Regions from separate parts of the Homo sapiens genome. Here regions 1 and 2 are each linked to region 3. The links are chromatin loops, found by intact Hi-C in ENCODE. Cell type or tissue: heart right ventricle. All regions are shown on one strand. Links, peaks and the distances in the headings refer to the core of each region. The heading gives the core; the rest is flanking DNA.

Region 1 (7,835 bases), core at 2,213-6,212, 190 kb after region 3:
TTTTCTAAAATAGGAAATGCTGCATTGAACACCTCCATATACATAATATTTTATCTGTTACTGGAATAGTTCTGCTATCAGAATATTCAATAGAGAAACTAGGGGTGGGATTACTGAGCACTGTTATGACTTTTTAATTTCCCAAAGGTCTGTGCTAGTTTATTTTTTCAATTAATTAAAAAAATTGTTGCTAAGCCCTTTCCTTTTTATTGAGTTGTAACATAATTACAATAATGTGCATAGATCTTAAGTTTACAGCTTGATGAATTTTTACGTATATAAAATACAACAACTATGGCCCAGATGAAGAAATGGAACATTTTCAGCATCTTGGAAACCCTTCTGCTTCTTCCAGACTGTACTATGCCTCACAAAAGGAACTACTATTTTGACATTAATCCCATAAAATGATTGTACTTGTGTTTATACTTCATATAAGTGAAATCATATACTTTACTAGCCCTGGCTTTGACTTGCCTTTCCATTGGCCTTCCCTGGGCAACCAACATTCTTACTGTCTTCCAATATGGTAAAACATTCAGTGTAATAAGAGTAGTCTTGACTCGCAGTATAGTTATTGAATCCATGCTGTTTATTTATTTTCATTTGTAAGATTTAAAATATAAAATAGAACTTTTATTCCAAGTCCAATCTTAATTTTTGATATTGATGGGGAAAACCTGAAGCATATTTAACAAAAATAATGGTCACCATTTGGTGAGCTCAGAAATGGATACTAGGTGCTATTTAAGGAATTTATATCCATAATTTCATTTAATCTTTTTAATAATCCAAGAAAAAGATACAATTATACCCATTTTTCTGTATAAGAAATCTGAAGCTAAAAGATATAAAATTACCTTACTAAATCTTACAGGGCTAGTATGGCTGAAGAATGCATACTCAAGTGTGTCTGGCATCACCCAGATGTGTCTGACACCACTGCCCATAACTACACTAGAGACCAGACCTTTAAAATTACAAATGCTCAGTCAACAGAGAAAAGTCTAAACAAACATCAGAGGATGCTTGAACTGGCCCTGTTTTGCTCTGCTCTTTATTAAAAGCTGGAGGCAAGCTGCTAAAGATGAGGGGTGAAAACCTGACTTGATGTAATTGCCAGGCATAGTTTTTTGCATTAGCTGCCCTCTTCAGTCATTATCAGCTTTACCAGCAAATTGAAACAGTAGGTGCATATTAACATTGCAGCCCACAGCTGGCCATATTACTGCTAATCCGGGCCATTTTTTCATTAAAATTCAATTAAAACCCCAAGACATCAGTATACAAAATTGTATAGAATGTAATGAACAGAGCAGCCAATGACTGAAAAACAGCATGGATTCAACAACTATACTGTGAGCCAAGACTACTCTTACGCTAAATATTTTACCATATTGGAGGACAGTAAGAATGTTTATTACCAGGAAAGGCCGATGGAAATGTATTAATAAGTCAAAGCCAGGGCTTATCTCTGAAGGCAGCTGGACACCATTTAACCCAAGTGATTTTCTAGTTCCAAATGAGAAGAAGGCATTAAATAGTATAATACACTAGAAATTGCAAATAGATTTTTACACTACAGAAACCAGGTCCCAGTTAAAAGCTAGGTAAAAATGCATCAAAGAAACATCAAATTAGATATATTTGATAAAAATGCATACATCAAAGAAACATCATCATCAAAAGAAAATGATAGAGCCAGTGCTCAAATAAAATTTCAGGTCTGTGTGACAGCTTCATTTATAGAAATGAACATAGGAGTCCAACCTTTTTTTAAATATAAATTCCTTTTTACAACTTAAAAAATTAGAGTATCAAGGAAGTAAAATTGTATGTGCATAAATCATTAGCGTGTAAATCAATGAGGTTTCACAAAATTAACATACTCAGGTATCTCCACCGCTGATCATGATATAGGATATTTAGTGTGTTTCATAAGCCACTCATATGCCCTATCCTGGTTACTATCCCGCTCCAAAAGTAACAACTATTCTTTCATTTTAAGGGTAACCATTCATAGTAACACAGGCTTCAAGTATGCTGATGCTTTGGAAAAAAAATACTAAAAATTGATTTTCAATCCCAATTTTCATTTTTTAGGAGCTGAACAAATGTCATGACAATTTAACAGAATAGAGCTACAGAAAGAGCTAACAGAATAGAGCTACTCATCATCATCCTCTAGCCTCCAAGCAAAAAAAAAAAAAGCTGTTTTTTTCAATTGTTGGATAGAATTTTATGAATTTTATTTCATTTCATTCAGGTATTTTTAAGAGACTGCACAAAGTTGATTTTTCTTTAAAGTTCTACTTTATCCATTTGACAACAACACAACCAATTGTTGGTAAAAACAAGAAAATTAAGTCAGTTTTTCCAGTGTTTGTGTATAGTGATTTCCCTGATTTCTCCTTTTTAAGATCTCTCTGTGCCCAAAGGCACAACACGGTCAATTAGGGTTTAAGTAAATTGTGTCCCCTCAGTACAGTTTTTTAGTGTGAAATTAATCAGCCTAATTGAGATTGATTATTTGAACTTGGCCTTATCAACACCAAAATCAAATTAACTAGAATATTGCCATGCTGACAGATATTTATGACATTTCAACCCCAAATAAATGCAAACCTTGAAAATGCTTCTAAATCCTTAATACTGATTATAAATAAATAGCATGCCTTTCTCCCAAGGTCAGGTTTTTTCCATAATTGGTCTGCAATTAGCTCCTTTTTTTTTTTGGCTATATATATGGGTTAAGAAGATATTTTATAATGAATTTATGTTCCCCTCTCTATCCACTGCCCTTCAATTTGAGTTGAAAAATTACTTTTTTTTTCCCCCTTCTCCATAAATGTCACTGTCAGCAGTTTCCTTCTGGACATTGGAAGGCTTTGTAAAAGTAACTGAAGGGATATAGGCTATTAATCATGATTTTAAAAATTATTTTACATATATAAAATTTATATCTTTCTAAAAGCAGGTGGTTGAACAATTAACCTCTGCTTACACTTCTCCAAAGGTTCTTAGCAAGTCCCAAAGATGCCTGCAAGGCACTAGGAAGTAGGTGCAGTAATGTTCCCAGCTGTGGCAGTACACAGACGCTCCCTCCCTCTCCTACATCTCACCCCTACAGTAAAACTATTTCTGGGGAAAATGGAGAGGGTTTGAGTTACTCAGATATTATTTTTAGATGACTTCTAAACAGGGATCAGTAAATCTTAGACAGCACTGCCACTTTTCATACAAACAAAACAACTCTGGCTTACAAAGAGTGTCAATGAAAAGTGTCAGGATCCCAAGGTCTTGCATCATTTAAGGAGACCCTGCAGTTTGACACTTGGTTTTACTTCTTAATTGCCTCATCTGCTCCGTTTAACTTTACTCAACTAGACTTATAAATATTTAATCAGAACATGGCTGCCTGCTTAAAAAAGGAAAAAGAAACCCTGACTGATACTGTTGGCCAAACATGACCTTGAGAAGACAAAGACACGTTTACAAGGTTATTCTCATCCTAATTTGCATTTAAGGAGAGAAACAAGTGCCATGACCGATTAGCAAAACGAAGTTATTAAAAACAATTGACCTAGGCTTAGGTATCCTGTAGAAAGAAACTGAAAAAATAAAAAGAAAGAGAAAACTCATAGTGTTCCCCTCCCCTCCCTCAAAGGAAAAAACAAAACAAAACCCAGGAGGTTCATTTTTTTCATGATTTATTGAATTTTCTGAATTCCTAAAGCCATATGGGTGTATTTTAAATGTTTATTTTTCTTCAAGCATCTTCTCTAATGTTAGTTTATAGAATATTATAGTTTTGACTAGAGTATGTAAATGTATTTAATAACAATCTTGCTATTTTTTGGATATGAAGGCTTTTAATACATAGCATTGAAATAAATTAAGATTTTGTTTGTATTTTATACTTTGTTTTGTTGCTGTATTTTTCAACATATATATCAAATTTTGAAATGATTGTTGGAAGCTTTTTGGTATTTTAAAATCAATCAGTTGATTAACCAATTAATTAATTAGTTAATGTGAAATTTCACGTATTAACTCCGCCCAGTTGATTCCATACAACACACGCTCCCCATGCAGGCCTCTGGGTGGCATGGTTTCTGCATCCGTGGAGTTGCTTCCTCTGTGTCTCACTGGGCATTTCTCAGGCACACAGTCTCTAGTTTTCAACTCTGACAATGCACAAGCATCTTCTTCCCTCCCAATGCGCAATGATCTGAGTAACCTTAATATACTAAGCTCTGAGTAAATTCCATTTGTCCCCTTTTAGTGGGTTTAAAAGTGTTGTTCAGTAACCCAACTGATGTCTGCTACTAACACCATATCTGTGGCCAACTATTCACTATATCTCAGGTCTTCCCTGAGACTTTCAATCAAATTCTCATACTGCTAGATTCGTTCACGGTCATGTGCTTTCCTTTTTTTCTCTTTTCTTTGGAGGTGTTGTCTCTCTCCATATATATATATATATATATATATAGAGAGAGAGAGAGAGAGAGAGAGAGAGAGAGCCAAATATATATATATTTGTTGTCGTCTCTCTCCATACACACACACACACACACACACACACACACATATTTGTTATGATCAGGATCATTTGCAAAACTTCCTCTTGACTCTAATTTTTGCTCCAAAGACTTGCTAATCTTTCTTTTGAATCCTCACTAAATCACAACTTCCTGAGCCGTATACATTCTCTTTCTACTATATCCCTAGTGTCTAGACTAGTTCCTGGCACAGAGTTGGCATTCAGTAAACACTGAGGGGAGGGTTGTTTAGATGGGTGGATGAATAAAGGCAGCAGGGATAACAGGCCTACTACCCCCTTTGTCCAAGGATTATATGACCCTTTCAAAGATACAAGCTCTCAGTTCATCACTTCTGTAGAGGATGATGAGCATCTACAGCAATCTCATCCTCAACTGCCGATTCCATTGAGGACCACGAATCATGCTCTATGGCCAACATTTTATTTGATAGCTTAACCAGCACATTACACCCAGTTTGACTAAAATGTCCCAGCAATTGACTGGCATTGATTTAATTTAAGATTTCCTTATTTGAGAAGCAGGGGCCTCATCCCACCCCACCAACTTTCTTGCCTCAACAAATTAGTCTTAAATAAAGATAAGCCTTTATTTCACATTCTTATCTTAATTATCCTCCTATGTTTGAAATAATGTACAAACAAGGACATATTTTACTTTTTTGTGGCTTAGAACACTTAGTTTTAAAACTTCTTATATTTATTGTAATTAAGACTAATGCAAGCTTCGTATACTTATTGTAATTAAGACTATTCAATGCCTTGTTTTCCAATTATTCATACTTAAAATGGTAGTGTCTGCTTTATTTGCACAGGAGACTGTTTCATTGTTCCAAACTCATTTTCCTTAATTTGTCTTTTCTGGGTTCCAAGAAAAGGGCGTTGCATTCTGCTTGACCACGTGTGTCAGTTGGGGAGAAAGTGTAGATCATAGGGTGCTGGAAGAAGACTAGGCTTTGAATTTTATTGGTCTATTCTGAATGGCTTTTGTCCTTCTTAGTGGACTCCAGGAGAAGATAAATTGTTAGCGTAACCACAGGCCAGAATGAGGATGATGTCATAGATAAAATGGGTGTATTAAATTGGTTTCCCCTAGAAGCAGAGCCTGAGATGGGGAGGTAACAGAGATTCTTAGAAAATGATTTATTGAAGAAGGGCTCTCAGGAAACGCTTGTAAGGGAAGAAGGGAAGCAAGATGTGTGTTCAATCCAAGGGGAGCTCCAGATCCTACATTGCATCTCTGTATCTGTCTAGCCTTGAGGTGAGGCGACTGAATTTTCATACCACAGGATTAGAGAGTCCTTGCATACCAGCTTTAGGGTGCATGGGGATAGTAGCAGACTGCCTATCACAGGAGAAGGTGACTCTTGGCTCTCAAGGACAATCTTCTGGAGGCATTTTTAGCTTCCAGCTTTAGTGTCAGCACTCACTGTTCTAGTGATTTAGTCAAGGCCCTGCCTAATCACATTTGCTACAATGGAAAAATCTGATGTTAAGAAAGAAGGAGAATATAGTTTGCACTCCCGAACTTTGTTTGGTTTCTGTGTGGTTGAAATGCAATTCACAATTTTACCTTTTCTTGAAAAAGTGGTGTTTAGTTATATATCTGTGTTTCTATGATAAAATAGCTGAGTTAGAGGTGAACTTTTAGAATGCAGTCCATGCTTAAGTACCAATGTATTTGAACTAGCATTCCATTGGATCATTGGATGTATTGGATTCTGTGAATCATAATTTATTGAAAGGATTTTTTTTAGGCAGTCTCACTCCATCACAATTCACTGCAGCCTCAACTTCCTGAGCTTAAGTGATTCTCCCACCTCAGCCTCCCAAGTAACTGGGAGGAAGGCACACACCACCACACCCAGCTAATTTTTGCTACTTTTTATAGAGACTGGTTTTCTCCATGTTGCCCAGGCTGTTCTTGAACTCCTGGGCTCAAGCCATCCACCCACCTGAGCATCTCAAAGTGCTGGGATTACAGACATGAGCCACCCTACAGGGCCTATTGAAATGATTTGATTTGTTAATGTAGGTGAAAGTACCTTGGCCATCAGCACGTAGTAGGCCCTCAATACCTTTACTTATTCTTTTTTTTTTTTCCCTTTTATAAGTCTTAAGATGAATCTCCAGAACTCCACATGTAGGTTGACATCTTACTAATTTGTACAAATGAGAAGGAGGGCCTCACTGAATTAATAAAAATTATGGAAAAAATGAATTTTTGAAATTCAAGAACAAGTAACTGATACAAGGTTAATGAAGCATTACCTAGAATTAGCCCTTAAGGGAACAGCCTCAATAAATGGATAAGAATAATTTATAATTAGCCTTTTCTTTTTGCACCTCAAGAGTACTTGGGATGAGCTTATCTATAAGAAGCTTAGATATATCTGCTATTGCCTGTGATTTTATTTCTATATTTAATTTGTCTTAGGATAGTTTTCTTAGATATTGTGTAGCTAACAACATAGTCCCTGCCTAGGGACATTTCATGATAATCAGAAACTTTCAGGTTAACAAATATTAGCTTACTTCCCACAGTGTTTATATAAATTGAGTTGTATGTCCATCTGACATTTGCAGAAGCCCTGGGCTATCCTTAATATTTCAGAAATCCTCAAAATGCACAGATTTTGAGTAAAAGAAGCCAGACCCCAAAGACTACATACTGTATGGTCCTACTGATATGAAGTTGAAAAGAAATAAAAGTTATTTATACCCACAGAAATTGGATAGCAGTTGCCTTTAGTCGTGGAGTGGTTAGCTAAAATAGGGCAACATGGAATTTTTGGGGTGACATTCCATATCTTGATCTGGATGTTAGATGAGTTTGTATATTTGTTAAAGTTCTGTGTGATGTACATTTAACATTTGTGCATTTTACTAAAGGTAAATTGTACTTTAATAAAGTACTGTTAGAAAAAGGTGCATAGGTTGTTACTTGAATCTTAGATCTAACTTTATGGAGGAGGTGAACAAAGAAAAAAAAATCAGTTGGCCATGGTTAACTGGCAAAATAGTTAATGAAAGTTTGGTATATAGATTTCTATGATATATCCAAACTCTAGTCTTTGTCCCACCACCTATTACAAATATAATATGTCTATTATGATGGAAATTGCAATAATAAGGACTCTAACTTAAAATTAACCAATGGGATATTCTGGAATTCCTAACATGAGATTCCAAAATAAACTGCTTTACTTCTGTTGTTTTTACCAAGAGCTTTCCAACAGTGCTGCTTCTGTAAGTTAAAAAGCTAGGAAGA
Region 2 (7,835 bases), core at 2,213-6,212, 180 kb after region 3:
TAGATTTTTGCAATGATGGCATACAAAGAACACAATATTTATGTTTCTTCTCCAATGGTGATTCTGCCACCTTAAGCAAGTTACTTCTCTTTAGCCTTAATCCCTCTATGTAAAACTGGTATGATCTTACTCTTCTCACAAGCCTGTTTTGATTATTAAATAGAATAACATATGGTAAATGTGTGCCGTATAGAAGAAATAATAATGTTAGCTGTTCCACTAGCACCACTAAGTCAGCATGTCTTAAAAATACATCCACTATCTTTCACCCATGCACTCTTTCAGGGCTTTTTACTTTGGCTGGGAATTTGAGAGTCATCCTTGGTACTTTCTTCTTTCTCACCTCCCACATCCAGATGGTTTTAAGGTCCAGCCAATTTTTTGATACAATGTTATTTATATTCATTCATATCTGTCCAAACCTATAATCTACTACACTAGTTGAAATCCTCATTTTCTCTCCCCTAAATCATTGCATTTAGTTTTTAATTGGCCTTCCTACCACTGGTCTGTCCCAACATTAGTGCATACTCAACAGAGCTGCCAAAGTCCTCTTCCGCTGACACACTTTGAGTCATACGACGCTTCTGCTCAGAAACCTCCAGTGGTTTTCCATTTCCAGCCTAGAAAGGCTAGCATGGAAAACCTTCCATGGTCCTGTCTTCAATTAACCTTCTTTAGCCTCCTCTTCCATATCACACTAGTGCCCCAAACATAAGCTGTCTCCCAGCCAAACAGGCCACCACATCATTCCAGAAATGCCTTGTATTTTCCTGATTCTATGACATGACTTAATCTATTCTTAATGCTCACTTCAAACACCACTTTTCTCAGGAAGGTTTCCGAGAGACAAGTGTTTATTTTTCCCCCTATCTAACTCCATTGCGTTAATTTTTGTCTTATAGTTTCCACATATGGCTTTGCATTCAAGTTACTTTTAGACACATCTTATCCATTCTTCTAGACTGTCATCTCCTTGACAATAAAGACTGTGTTTTATTCATCTTTGTGTATCCTTCCATGCTTCACTCAGTAGCAGATGCTCAAAAAAATGTTACTGGATACAAGAATGTAAAAGTAGATATCAAATCTGTGACTTTCAATTTTGTTACAGATACCCTCTCTTTACAAATCAGACATTTCTGTATTTCACTATTTTGTGTTTTATTGAGAAGAATGGCTCTACCTAAGGAATATATCAGACATGTGGGTGCTGGTCCCATTTGGGGGAAAACTTCAGCATATGTAATAGACACAGTTTCACATGCACATCAGGAAAACTTGCACATGCCCTGAAGTTAAGGCAGTGTCAGAAACATCTAATAATTGGTGTCCTTTCCAACTTCTTGGCGTCACTGATGTGAATGCATCTTGGAAAAGGCCATTTTAGCAGTCCTTACACATACGCAGTGCCTTCTCATTTTCAAAGCACTTTTCCAGCATTCACATTGCACTTGACCCCCACATAGCAATGTGGAAACAGGTGCTCTGATTGCCACTTGAAAGAGAAGAAAATTGTATTCCCAAGAACAATACATGACTTGTCCAAGGTCACAAAGTTAGGCAGTAGTAGAAGTGAGGCAAAAATAGAATCTATCTCATAAATCCTGACCTAGTGTGCTTTTGCATTTCGGTATCACTTTGAATTCTCCACTGTTATTCTGCATATTCTCAAGTGTTCTGGACTCCTGAAATGATCTTTTGCAGTGCAAAATCTTGCACATGCTCACATACCCACTATTCTTCTGGCTTAGAGAGAAATTTGGTTTCAACTGATACTCTTTGCAACAGCTGTTCTCTCATCTGCCTTTTTTTTAAATTTTCAACTTTTACTTTAGAACCCGAGGTACATCTGCAGGTTTGTTACAGAGGTATACTGCGTGATGCTGAGGTTTGGGGTGTGATTGAACCTGTCACCCAGGTTGTGAGCATAGTACCCACATAAGGAGGTGATCCTGCTTATTTCTTTTACACAATTTAAGTTATATCCTGGTTATGATGTTGTATATTAGTCCATTCTCACACTGCTATGAAGAATACCCAAGACTGAGTAATTTATAAAGGAAAGAGGTTTAATTGACTCACATTTCTGTATGGCTGGGGAGGCCTCAGGAAACTTACAATCATGGTGGAAGGTCCCTCTTCACAGTGCAGCAGGAGCGAGAATGAGAATGAGCCCCCTTATTAAAACCATCAGATCTTGTGAGAAGTCACTCACTATCACGAGAACAGCATGGGGGAACTGCCCCCATAATCTAATCACCACCCCCAAGGTCCCTCCCATGACACACAGGGATTACGGGAGCTACAATTCAAGATGATTTGGGTGACGGCACAGCCAAACCGTATCAGATGTGTCCAACAGGTTTTTTTTTTTTTTTGGAACTCTTTGGAAGTAGTTTACAAATAACGAAATGCATTCATTCTAAGTGCACCAATAGATGAGTTTTGACAAATATATACATGAGTGTAATTCCATTACCATCAAGGTACAGAATATTTCTATTACCCTTAAAAGTTTCTTGTGCCCTTTTGTGGCCTATCCCCTGTTGCCAGGCCGCCACTGATCTGTTTTCTACCTCTCTAACATTTAAGGCTGTGCTACATAGAATTTATACTTAGTCACATTACACCATGCCTTGTCTCAAAATCCTCTCCAGTTTTGCCACCCCACTCAGAGCAAAAGCCCACGTCCTTCAAATAACCCACAGAGCCCTGGGCATTTGACCTCCACATATCTCTCTTACATAATCTCCCATTAAGCTCCCCAAACTCTTCCTATTTTCCTTATTTTACTTATTTTTTTATCTATTTCTTCTCAACTTGAAAATGCATATGAAACTCCAGGAGGATGTTGTTTAAAGGATATTCTGATCCAATAGATCTGGGGTGGGGCCTGAGATTCTGCATTTCCGATAAACTGCTAATACGGAGGTATTTTGATTACCAAGGTGCTAGAGCATTTATCACCAACATAAGGGCAGAGGTTTGATCTGTTCTGTTTACCACTGTATTCTCCATGCCTTGATATGGCCTGCCACATAATATTAATAGCTGTGCAATACATAGTCTGTGGCCAAATGAATACATGAGTGAATGACTTTTAAATATAAGGAAACAAAGCTGGCTTCCTAGAGAATTTTTGTTTTCACTGGCTGACTTTGCAGCCACAACAGAGGCAATTCAATTAACGTCCCTCGGCTTCAGTTTCCTTCCCTGATCTGAACGAAGGACACTGAGCACCACCTCTAAGGTCCTTTCTGGCTTGAAATATATTCTTATATGAAGTGTGTGAGAAACAATAATTCCCTAGAGTCTGAAAAATAATTTTCCCAACCAAATCAGAAGGAAAAGCAATTTTGCAAATGTCACTGAAACTTTTCCATTCTTTTCTTAAGTGCTGTTCTTTTTCTCCCCCGCTCTCAACATTTCTAGTCAAGAGCTTTTCCAACATGTGATTTCAGAACAATTATGTGCTAAGTATTATTAAAAGGAAAGAAAGATCCCAGGCCATATTCACAGCCAAGAAGCACCTTAAAAATTCAACATAATATCCCGTGTGTCACTTGACAAGACTGGGCAGCTAATGTGGAGGATGTAGGGGCAACAAACTTATTGTTTAAAATGGTCAAAAATGACTGTCAGTTTCATTAGCCTATTGCCAATCTTCCAGCTGACCTCTGCTTTTATGTTTCCTTTATTAGTGTTCAGGAAGTTCTACCCTTTCTGCTTAGACAAAGGCCGCAGGAATGCCCGAGGCACTAGTAGATTGCAGCAGAGCACGGTTCACACGTAGGAAAGAACCGGTCGTGGAAATCGGTTCACGGACCACTTCAGGGACCACTCACTTCTGGGATGTTTACCTGGCCATTTAGACAAAGCATAGCCTTGTGGTGAGAAAGAAAGATATCATCTGAGGCTATTATATGAATTAAATGAATGAACATCTGAATTCATGTAGCATCTTAGAACCCTGCACAAACATGTTTTCAGTCTATTCAAAATTCTGCCTCCGACTGGGAGGAAAATTACTAACAGCTGGGTAATGAAGTCATATCTGTGTTCTGCAGCTAGCTGAAACCACCTTGTTCCTCTTTATCTGATCCAAATTGTACTACCACTTCAAAATGCAAAAGGGAGGGAAGTTTGAAAGAAAACTTGGATCTCAGAATTCTTGGTAGCTTCCAGATTTGAGACATTGCTTGCAGGTCAGTATTGATTCAAAACTTCTTGATAATTAAACCATTAAGTGAAGCATGGAACTAGTTATGTATTTTATCCAGGTAATGCTCAATAAATAAATACAAATTATTCAAAAGAAAAGTAAGTTATACATCTGATGAACTCTCATACATTAGTCAACCATGCCCACATTTCATTACTATCTTCCTTCCTTTCTTTCTTTCTTTCTTTCTTTCTTTCTTTCTTTCTTTCTTTCTCTTTCTTCCTTTCATTATCTGGGTTTCTTGGTCAATTATTCAATCATCACAGTCATTCAGTGCACTGTTTGTGAGATTTGGAGAACCAATGCAGTGCCAGACACAGAGAACTTCCATGTGCCCAGAAGGAGAATGGAGCTGAGCAAATCCTGGAGATTGACAACTCCTCTTTGCAAGTTATCTCGAAGTATTTTTTTCTACTATGTTACTCATCTGCTCCAAGGCTTTCAAAGGCTCTCTTCTGCCTGTGGAAGAAAGCCTAAACATCTTGGAATAGCATTCAAAGCCTTCCTTAATATTTGGAGAGCATTAGTGGCACACCAGCAGTTACAAAGCTACTATATGTTGAAACCCAAATACCAACCCAGGTGGGGTTGGATCTGAAGCCTAAATTCCTAATTTCTACTCATACAGCTCTTAAGCAGTCTATGCTTCACCTAGAAATGCTTAACATAGGTAAGATCCCCACTGTTTAAAATGGAAGGAACAGTGGAAAACAATTATGGTGTCTGTCCCTTCTCAACGTTAACGGAGGCTTCTGTATGCCTTTACTTTCTGGGTGTTTGTGCACATGCCACTGAGAGCCAGGCGGTTACAATAATAATAATGATATGCCTCATTGCATAGCAGTGGAAAAATTAGTAAAAAAAATAAATAAATACAGGGCATCAGGGCTCTAAATCACTGGCTTAGAATAGCCCTGGTAGAAGGTTGTATTTTCAGGAGTCAAGAAATAAGTCCTAACTTCAATAGATCAATTGTAGGTCTAACAATGTTGCCTTTATTTGCTGTCTGTCAACAACTGTGGAGAAGGTGGAAATAACTCTAATCATCAGTTATATCTGACATAACCTTAATCCTGTCTCTCATCAATGGGGGTCTGTGATGAGAGGTGTGCTCCAGTGGTTTGGAAACATTTTAAAGGAAAACTTAGACATGTGGAGTAATTTGAAAGATGGGAGGGAGGGAGTTGTCTGGCTGCTCTAAGTGAATTGGCAGGAAGGTTTGTGTGAAAGGTCCCATTCAGGCTGACAGGCACAAGGGGCAGACTTTCTGAGATATAATGTGCTTCTGATTGCTGGCTGACAAGGTATTTTCTTTTCTGTCTTCTAAAATATGCAAGATGTACCCATGTTGTGATTTACAACTGGGTTGGGTTTCAGCCACCTGTGAACCTTTGCAAGCTGCGTAGTGAGCTGCCAATGAGAGGAAAGATGTTCTGATAGACGCTTCACCACGTCAGAAAAGTAAAAAAAAGAGAAGTCCCACCCTGCTTTCTAGATGAGATGGTTATTGAGAAAGCAAGAGAATATCAAGTAATAGCTCATTCATCAGGCACCAAAACTAAATGAGAACTTCAATATAAATAAATTTTCCAGATAAATGAAAAAAAAGTGATGCAAACTTTCTTTTTTCTTTAGTATAGTATAATGTGTAGCATTTAACATCTTGAAAAATTGATATCATTCTTGTTAGCCTCACTGACTGTGTTGTCCTATGTTGAAAAGACACTGAATCATTTATTTTGATATCAATTATTAATTGATTACTTCTTTTGTCCAGCCTCTGGGCTAATGCTGGAGGTCAAATGGGGAATAAGACTGACAACCTCCAACCACATGAGGGTTGCTAAGACATAGAAAGCCATATGCTTAAATCCCAGTCACCTAAGCTGTTTATGTTCTCACTTCTGTTTATTTCCACCAGTGTGTTTTATTAATGTTACTTATTTAAATAACAAAAAAACAAAGAACAACAAATGGAAGAGAGAAAGGAAGGAAGGAAGGAAGGAAAGAAGGAAGGAAAGAGGACAGAAAAAAGAGAAAGAAGAAAGGAAGGGAAAGGAAAAGAAAGGAAGGAAGGAAGGAAAAAGAAAAAGAAAGAAAGAAAGAAAGAAAGAAAGAAAGAAAGAAAGAAAGAAAGAAAGAAAGAAAGAAAGAAAGAAAATAAAGAAAAGAGGCAAGTATCTACCCTGTTCCAAGCATAATATTAGGCACTGGGGGATAAAACAGTATAACAGTAAAGTCAGGTGAATATTTCCCGACCTCAAAGGGAGACGTTTTAACTTGTTAATCATCTTTAATTCTATGTTCCCAGAATCATGATTACACATAGAATCATTGCTAAATATATGTCCATTGGGTGACTGATCTGTCCTTGAATGAATGAATATGTTCAGGTTGGGAAAATATATTGTACAAGTTTGTTTGAAGTGTGTCAAAACCAGAGACAAATGGTTTTAAATTATTTTCCCCAGAGCATTTTTTTACTTGAGAGTCTTCAAGATACTAGGTCTTAGCATTCATATAACTGGTTCCATTTGTCATATAGAGTAAGTAACTGAAGAAATTGTTCTGTATTAATCCTAAGTTCCATTTATTCTACAGCTATGACAAACTGAAAATGAGAATTAAGGGCACGATGAAAATATTTGATTACTTTTTTAAGGAGAGGGGTAGTTAAGGAGTTAGCTGTAGGCCAGGCACAGTGGCTCATGCCTGTAACCCCAGCACTTTGAGAGTCTGAGGCGGGTGGATCCTGAGGTCAGGAGTTCAGGACCAGCCTGAGACAGTGAAACCCTGTCTCTACTGAAAATACAAAAATTAGCTGGCGTGGTGGCAGGCGCCTGTAATCCCAGCTACTCAGAAGGCTGAGGCAGGAGAACCACTTGAACCCGGGAGGCAGAGGTTGCAGTGAGCAGAGATGGCACCATTGCACTCCAGCCTGGGTGACACAGTGGGACTCCATCTCAAAAAAAAAAAAAAAAGTTAGCTGTAAAAATAAAATGGGGAATAGAAAGTTTAAGATAGTTTTTATTTATTGTCTCATTTTCTGGTCACAGAATTGGTGCATTGTACTTTGATATCAATAAATAGGGTTGTTTAATATGTCTGACATAAAAGAGTACCTTATCAGCTGGGCACAGTGGCTCATACCTGTAATCCCAACACTTTAGTAGCCCAAGGCAGGAGGATCACTTAAGCCCAGGAGCTCAAGACAAGGGTGGGCAACATAGGGAGACTCCATTTCTACAAAACATTTTTTAAAAATTAGCCAGGTGTGGCATAACCTGTGGTCCTAGCTACTAGAAAAGCTTTTGAGGTGGGAGGATCATTTGAGCCCAGGAGCTTGAGCCTGCAGTGAGCCATGGTTGCAACACTGCACTCCAGCCTGGGCAACAGAGCAAGACCATGTTTCCCAGAAAAGAGTACCATATAAGGGGAATGTGCTACAAAGAAAGCAAAATAATGCTTAGGGTTAGTTAATTTGTGGCCTACTGACATGCTTCTAATAAGTGAATTTTTTACATAATGTCCTTTTTTGTTGATATTTGCAAATATCTCTTTATTTCATAAGATATGTGAATATTTCAATTGTCTTGACTATTTGCTGATT
Region 3 (7,835 bases), core at 2,133-6,132:
TTTTAAAGGCGTGAGGTCTCTCTCTGTTGCCCAGATTGTTTCAGTATAAACTTTTGGTAAGACAAAATTCTAAAATTCCAGTTGATCTGCTTCTGATTCTCTTCTAGGTTCTGTGCAATTAATATTTTTGAGCTAATCAAGTTACTCGGGATGCCTAAGTTTATATAAATAGGTAGCTCTAGTGTTCCAAAATTAAAACAATGCAATGAATGTCACAGTTCTGATCATTTTTCTAAACGCCATATCTTCTCCGGATTGTGGAACATTTCATAAGCCATTTAATTGCCTCAAAAATTGAAGCTGGCAATTGGAAGGCACAAATCTACTTTTTGCCACTAGATGGCAGAAAGTGACCATGAGACAGACCCAGGAGAGTACAGGGTGGTGGAATGCCTTAGGGACCAGAAGCCCTAAGTACCCACCTCATCCATTGAAGATTTTTTACAGTCATCATCATCATCGTCGTCGTCACTTTCCGTATCAGCTTCTCCTGTCAAATTTTAATAACAGATCATCATGTCACCATTTCAACATTTAGCTTTACAGCATTTGTAACACATATTTTACCTAAAATCAATTACAGATTTCCTTGGAAGTTGGGCTGTTTAAAATTATTTTTTTCAAGGATTTAAATTTTATTCGTTATAGAAAATTATACTGACATTTTGAATATAGATTTTTTCCTAAACTGGATTTGTTAATAAATAGCACTTAAAATTTCAAAATTCTATTAAAAAATGCGTGTCAATATTTTTTCTCTATATGTTTTTAAACACGTGGCATTGAAAACAGTTTGCTGGCATTTAATACAGTTTGCTTTCTATGGTACATGTATTCTATTTTGATATACAAACACTCTCTCAGGGTCTCTATGACCCCGAAAACAGATATACTATCTATCCCTCCTTCATCTTTCCCTCCTTTCCCAAGCCGCGACTCTTCCATGCAATGCGTGGCCAGCACATAGCTCAGTGATCTTGTGTTGACATTTTTCCCAAGGCCAGAGAGGACCTTGCAGAAGTCAAAGAAGTTAGGAGCTGGGGCAGGAACTCTGGGGCTTTGGCAGCAAAGTCACTACATAAAAATCGTGAAGGGCCAACTTTATCCTATGATTTGTCTGCAAGCTTATTTGATGGATGTATTGTCATCACAACGAAGTGCATATCGTAGAAAATGCTGATATTATTTTTAAGAGGGCAGGATAACATGGGTAAGTCCTTAAATATCAGCATGATTGGAAATCTAACTCCATCAGAAATAATTCAGCTTCATATGTAGCCAATATACACTCATTTAAATGAATTGTTTTTCCCCTGAAGAATTAATGGACATTTCTGCTAGGTTAAATATTCATATCAGTATGAAGCATTACATTCTTCCATAGCTATGGGCTTCAGTCAGACCCAGAAATATCCGTTATATAAAAAAGATTTTCAAGTAAAAAGTCAGCGAGGTTGTTCTAAATGGTTCGAAAGTTCTAAATTGATTTAACTACTATCTTTCAGGGCTCACACAATGCAATAGCACGATGAGCCCAATAGATGGCAATAATGGTTCAACAATGAAGTAACTTGCACCCCTGCCCACTGCCAGCCTTCTGAAAGTTAGCTGCCCTACTCGATTTATATAAATGGAGACAGTACCACTGCACTGTCCTCTGAGAAGCTTATAAAAGTTTTCATTTGGCTGACACAGTTCAATTACTGAATGACAGTAGTGAAAAAAGTATTGCTTAAAAATCTCCAGGGGAAAAAAGATTTCTGGGACCAGCAAGGGTTTTTATGTATTGGATTGTTTATTAAGGAAAGCCACATACAACCACTTTATAATGCTGATATTGTGTTAGTTAATAAGGTGAATCGATTATATTTTGGATAGAAAACGTATCTTACTACAATATTAGAGACACATTCTTTTAGGGTATTGCCACTTAAGCATTTTTATAATGAAATTTTTGTCCCAAGTTCTTATTACCTTTTTTTTTTAAAAAAAAAAAATCAGAGAGGGGATTCTTTTAATTAAATAATTAAAAAATTGTTTGGCAGAGCTTTCTATAAAATACTTCATGGGACCCAACAATTCGCAGTCATTTCAAATAGCCAATCAGGTCATTCTTTAGTGTCTGTGGGAAAGAAAGAATTTGTCTTTCTTTACTGTAAAAAGCAGAAACCTGATTTTTCTCCTGTAAATCTTTGGAGGGATGTTGGGGGAATCTTGTTGAACTATAAAAAATATCTTAGGTTACCCTAGTTCCTTAGGACAAGTCTACTAGCAAAGGGCTGAATCCTGCAAGAGGCATCTGGCCAACAGGGGCCATGATAAGTAAACTAGCTTTGAAATACAATACCTGTCACGTTTTTCAAGTTACTTGAGTTCCCAGTACTGTGAACATCTACGAACCAAATGGTAAATTAGCGGTGCTCTTTATTCAGGTACCTACATATTAAAATGTCCAAAAGTTTCCACTGATTGCATAATAGACAACAGGGCTAGCTTAGGAAATCTACTGAATAACTAACAGATTGTTGCCCTTTCTCTATATTAAGCAATAATGTTCACTGCCTGTAAAAATCGTCATTTGTGTTATGCATCCTGTTAATAAGAGGCAGAGAACTGGTAGTGGGAAAGGCAGATGGTAAAAAACACAAGCACCCACATGCAAAGGAAGACAAGGTTTGCTTGCTATCATTCAACGGATAGAGTTGTGTTAGGAAATAGGTGTGAATGAAAGGCCTGTTAATGATACTCACTTCCAAACTTCAAAGAGAACATTTTTACTGAGTACAGAAATTATTTTTGAAAAAATGTTGAAAGACATGCACAATAATGATGAAAGTACACATTCAAAAGCTACAGGACAAAACCCTTTCAAAGAATTATATAACGTCTGTTGATAAAGATTTTAATCGAAACAATAAAAAAACAGGCAATTGAGACAGAAAAATAGAAGAAAAGATAAATCAGAGTCTCAGGCTACTTTTTTTTAACCCTGATTGTCCTAGAGTTTATATTTTAATTATTTTAAAATCTTATAACTGATGTATAACAGGCGTACAGAAAAGTACACGTCGTAAGTCCACAGTGCAAAGAATTTTCACCAAATAAACGTGTCTGAGTAAATGATATCCAGATCAAGAAACAAAATATAACCAATCTCTAGAAGGCTCTTGGGCTCCCTGCTGGTTGCTTTTCTTCCAAGGGAACCCATTATCCTGACTTCTAATAAATAGCATAAATTAGTTTTGCCTGTTTTTGTGTGTTATATAGGTTAAATCATACAGTATGTAGTTTTTGTGTACCTGACTTCCTTTGCTCAATATTATGTTTATTTATAGTGATTCATCCATAGTTTTCATTTAGTTATAGATTATTCTCATGGCTGCATATTCTTTCTTTGTGTGAATATACCATAATTCATTTATCTGTTGACGAGTATTTGGTGTCCAGTATTTGGCTATTCTGAATACCTCTGCTTTAAGCAATTCTTGTACGTGTCTCTTGGTAAACCTAAATACACATCTTTAGCAAGCATATACCTAGGAATGGAACTCCCGAGGTACAGGGAGTGCATATATTCAGCTTTTGTAGACACTGCTAAGTAGTTTTCCAATTGATTGTTCCTATGTTTAACTTATAACTGAAAAACTTCCTACAGTCAAGCTTAAAAGTTTCTTCCACTTAATCACCCTGCAATCAGGAGATGTCTATAATGCGATTTTCAGATTGCCAAGCTTCTGACTGAACTTGGAAGATAAATCAGACTAAATGACAAATAATCCCAAGGAAATGAGTGCCACTGAATTCTTTTCTCATCAACCACAGCAATCTATTTCACCCTTAATTTAAAAGGAAAAGAAATGATATTAGGCATCCTCTAGGAGCTTCAAAAGATAATTTAAGTAATTTTGCCATGTCACAGATTTTAAAAAGTTCTTTAAAACATGAAAAAATTGAAATGCCCAGAACTCTTCAGCATATCATCAATGACAATGCATCCAGTGCTCAGTTCTATAGTTAATATTTCCCATTATGAAGCTTAAAGTCATATGGTCACTCTGAAGACTATTTGGCTTACATGGTAGCCAGAATAATGACCTCCCAGAGATGTCTCTGCTCCATGAATATGTTAGCTTGCATGATAAAAGGGACATTGCAGGTGAGATGGAGTTAAAGACCTTGACATGGGAGCAATTATCCTGGATTATCTGGATGGATCCAATGTAATGACTTGAGTTCTTGCCAGCAGAGGACATTTCCTGCCTGTGGTCAGAGGGAGATGTGACCACAGGAGAAAGGTTAGTGAAATGCAGCCTTGCTGGCTTTGAAGCTGGAAGGAGCCCCAAGCCAACGAATGTGGGTGGCCTCTAGAAGCTGGAAAAAGCAAGGAAACAGCTTCTCCCTTAGCGCCTCCAGGAAGGAACACAGCCCGGCTGACACCTGGAGTGTAGCCCAGTGAAACCCAGGGGGCTTCCTGACTTACAGGACTAGAGGATAATACATTTGTGCTGGTTTAAGCCGCTAAGTTTGTAGCAGCAAGAGAAAACCAGTAGTTCAAAACTGTGCAGAAATAGGAATGTTCAAAGTCCTTCTAAGCTAATTTCAGAGCAGCAAATTCTTTTTTTTTTGAGACGGAGTCTCACTCTGTCACCAGGCTGGAGTGCAGTGGCTGGATCTTGTCTTACTGCAACATCTGCCTCCTAGGTTCAAGCGATTCTCCTGCCTCAGCCTCCCGAGTAGCTGGGACTACAGGTACGTGCCACTATGCCCAGATAATTTTTGTATTTTTGCAAGAGACAGGATTTCACCATGTTGGCCACCAAAGACACGGGGTTTCACCATGTTGGCCAGGATGGTCTCGAACTCCTGACCTCATAATCCACCTGCCTCAGCCTCCAAAAGTAGTAGTATTACAGGCATGAGCCACCACGCACAGCCCAGAGCAGCAATTCTTAAACCAACACAAAACATGACGGGGAGAGCCCACCAGCCCCTCACCGGCTCCTGGGGATGAGGGCTCGAACATGCTGGAGGAGTCACTGTAGGTGTTGGAGGCTTGTTCTGAGAGCTTCTTTTTGCCGCTTCCTTCTGATGACTTGTGTGATTTCTTCTTATTTTTCACCAAAATTTTATACATTAAATCCATAGGGCTTGGAAGAGGAACTCCAGATTCCAGCTAATAGAAATGAAAGGCATATTCTTTAAAAATACTGCTCCCTCTTTCAGATCCCCTCCCCAGACCCCCAGATCAGCTGTGGATACCAAATGTCTAGACTTCTTCCCTACCTTCAACACTGCTCATTAAACTCTTAGTGTATCTTACATGGGAGCTAATTTTTTTTTATATCAAAGATATATTTTCATTACTATACTTTTTTTTTCAACATATTCTACATGAAGAAGACCATAGAAATGTACTGGTAGATTTGATGTACTAAATCTGAACATTTATGAATTTTCCAATGGAACATAGAAACCCAATCATCTTGATTTAGGACAGATAAGAAGGCCCTGGCCTGAATTTTTGAAGGAGGGAAGCCAGGCATCTGCCAGGAGGAGTTGGTAAAGACGGGCAGAAGCTTCCAGGTGAGCCCATGAAATCATTTTTTCAGATGCCCCTTAAAATCAGCAAAATCCCCATCCTGGTACTAGGTAGTTTAGCTGCACGTCCCTGGCATCAACAGAAGTGGATGAGGTGGCTTCAGATTTCCTCCCAGCCCTAAGATTCAAGCTACCACATTTGCAAGCCTTATTTTGACTGTTTCAAGTTTGTACATCTAACGGGAAAATCAATTTCCCATGAGGGGGTCATTAGATATTGTATCAGAGAGCATGTGTGCAAGCCACAAGATAGGTTACTTTAAGAAAATCTATAGAATGCCTAAGTTAGTCCTCTATTCTTGGCTTGCAATGAGCGGAGGGACTGGTATAAACTCACTTACAAATGCATGGAGATTGGGCAAAAGGGTGCGGGAAGGAAAATGCTACTTTAGGATATTTCTGCTGCTTTCCTTCCCAAAGCAGAGATATCATCAATGCAATGGGCGACCTGAGTTGTGCCACACCAAAAGGTGCATCCAAGGAAATAGAGAACAGCCAGCAGGGACAGGCCAAGAAGACATTGTGCCACCTGCAGTGTCCTGTTTTGCCAATCCATTCATCTCAAAGAGGTGTGACGAGGTTCCCTGGGAGTGAGCAGAGGCCTGTCCTCTTGGACTGTCTCTATGGGCTGATTGTAATTGTTGGGAAATCTGCACTCTTGATTGAGTTTCATCAGGCAGCCAGCGAGAGAGAAGAGTGTGGGAAGAGGAAGAGTGCAGAGGCATTCCTCTACCCTTAGTGGGGCCCATTGCTGGTATCCTCCTTGTCAAAGATTTCATCACCAACTGCATTAATCTTACCAAGAAACATAAATATGAAAAGGAAGTAAGTTTTCCCTCAACCTCATTCATCAATAATGCATACATTCCTTCAAGGACAAACATCAGAACTGCTTACTGGATATTTTTCCAGGGGCTCCATGAGAAGGGCATCCCCAAAGATCAGTCGGCAGTACTCCGCCATCTTGGCTTGCTGCTTTGGGCTAAGGGAGAACAAGAACAGAAGAAGGAAAGTAGGGAGGCTTATCCAAAGAACCTGAACAGGATTGCTTTGTGTTATTAACTACAGAAAGAAGTAATTCTCTAATCCCACCCATCAGGATTGGTTTTTATCATCCTGGATCTTTATCTTAACTTATGTGAATTTGAATAACATACACAGATGGACAGCGAAGGCACTGATGTGTGAGGTGGTTCCCAAGGCAGACCTGCATAGACATAGGTGGAGGGGACAGCATGTCATTTGCTGTAACTGGAGCCTTGAAATTCCCAGAGTTAGAGGCTCAGTCCCTTTTGTTTAACTCGCTGATTCCAAGTCAATTGCAAGACACTTGGAGAAAGAACCCTTTCATATTTCCATGTAAATTATCAAGTGAAATTTGTAAACCACTGCTGCAAAGGAGTGTTTATGAGGAGATGAAAGAGGATAGATAAGGAAGGATGGCAGGGAGGGAGCTGAATAGGGAAAGAGAGACAACGGAGAGAGAAAAAGAGAGGGAGAGAATCTCAAAATGTAGAAAAGGGCAGACAGGCAAACAGTGTGTCCACTTGGGGAGGGGGTCCTGGAGGAAAGATAAAAGTAGCAGGCACCTTGGGGAAAGGTGTGTGCAACTCATATATACATAACAGAATAGCAAAGGTGGTATCATTCTGAATATATTGCCAGTAGGGACCTGGTATAATGGAAAAAGGCTGGCACTGCAGGGTTTGCTGAGCTGAGCGACAGGGTCTGAACCACTCTGGGTCTATAAAATGAGGAGAATAATAACCGTTCTTGGAAAGGGACAGAGGGTGCTGAGAAGATGAAATGAAGTAATGGATGCAAACGCCTTTGAAACATTAAAAGAGCAGGGCAAATGTAAGATGATTCCACTGTTACAAGGCGGCGTCCGCCAGCTAGACTAGACAAATCCTACGCCCAGTAACTTGTAAACACAGCTGATATAGGGGAACATTCATATTGTTTCAATGCTACTGCTTCCCTTGACCTTTCAAAAAGCAATAATTTTTTTTCTCATTTCGTGGAATGTTAAATATCATTACAAAGTTATCCAGTTCCTTTGGGTTTTATGGATTTTGAATTTGATCTACAGTCTGTCGAACTTGATTTCCAATAGTTATCTCTACATGCTGCAATGATAATACATTTTAGCAGGACTGTGACTGTACTAAGAATAAGTAACAGCGATGAAAATCCTTCTTGACGAAAATTCAAATTGATCATAAAATGTGATTCTT

What was found. Hi-C counts contacts between places; a loop is a spot of excess contacts. Peaks named below come from ENCODE experiments on the same cell type or tissue, not always from the same donor. Only the 100,000 strongest peaks of a DNase experiment are listed, where the experiment ranks them.
Region 1: it touches region 3 in a loop (2.0-fold over the local background); 12 of 110 quality-filtered maps call a loop at or near these places.
Region 2: it touches region 3 in a loop (2.5-fold over the local background); 11 of 110 quality-filtered maps call a loop at or near these places.

What each region holds. Positions count from the first base shown.
Region 1 is chr20:8,520,157-8,527,991 of GRCh38, reverse strand. All of the region lies in intron 3 of PLCB1 (phospholipase C beta 1), which reads right to left. Among named protein-coding and RNA genes, the nearest start is that of PLCB1-IT1, 280 kb to the right of the region's middle. In heart right ventricle, for the core only: a CTCF peak has its summit at 4,106; no DNase peak of the experiment used is centred there.
Region 2 is chr20:8,538,167-8,546,001 of GRCh38, reverse strand. All of the region lies in intron 3 of PLCB1 (phospholipase C beta 1), which reads right to left. Among named protein-coding and RNA genes, the nearest start is that of RNU105B, 290 kb to the left of the region's middle. In heart right ventricle, for the core only: no CTCF peak of the experiment used is centred there; a DNase peak (open chromatin) is centred at 3,774; H3K27ac peaks cover 2,466 bases.
Region 3 is chr20:8,715,009-8,722,843 of GRCh38, reverse strand. PLCB1 (phospholipase C beta 1) reads right to left here. Exons shown (of 32, transcript NM_015192.4): 13 at 6,496-6,580; 14 at 4,996-5,173; 15 at 423-490. Among named protein-coding and RNA genes, the nearest start is that of RNU105B, 110 kb to the left of the region's middle. RefSeq lists silencers at 377-426, 1,428-1,722. In heart right ventricle, for the core only: no CTCF peak of the experiment used is centred there; a DNase peak (open chromatin) is centred at 4,413.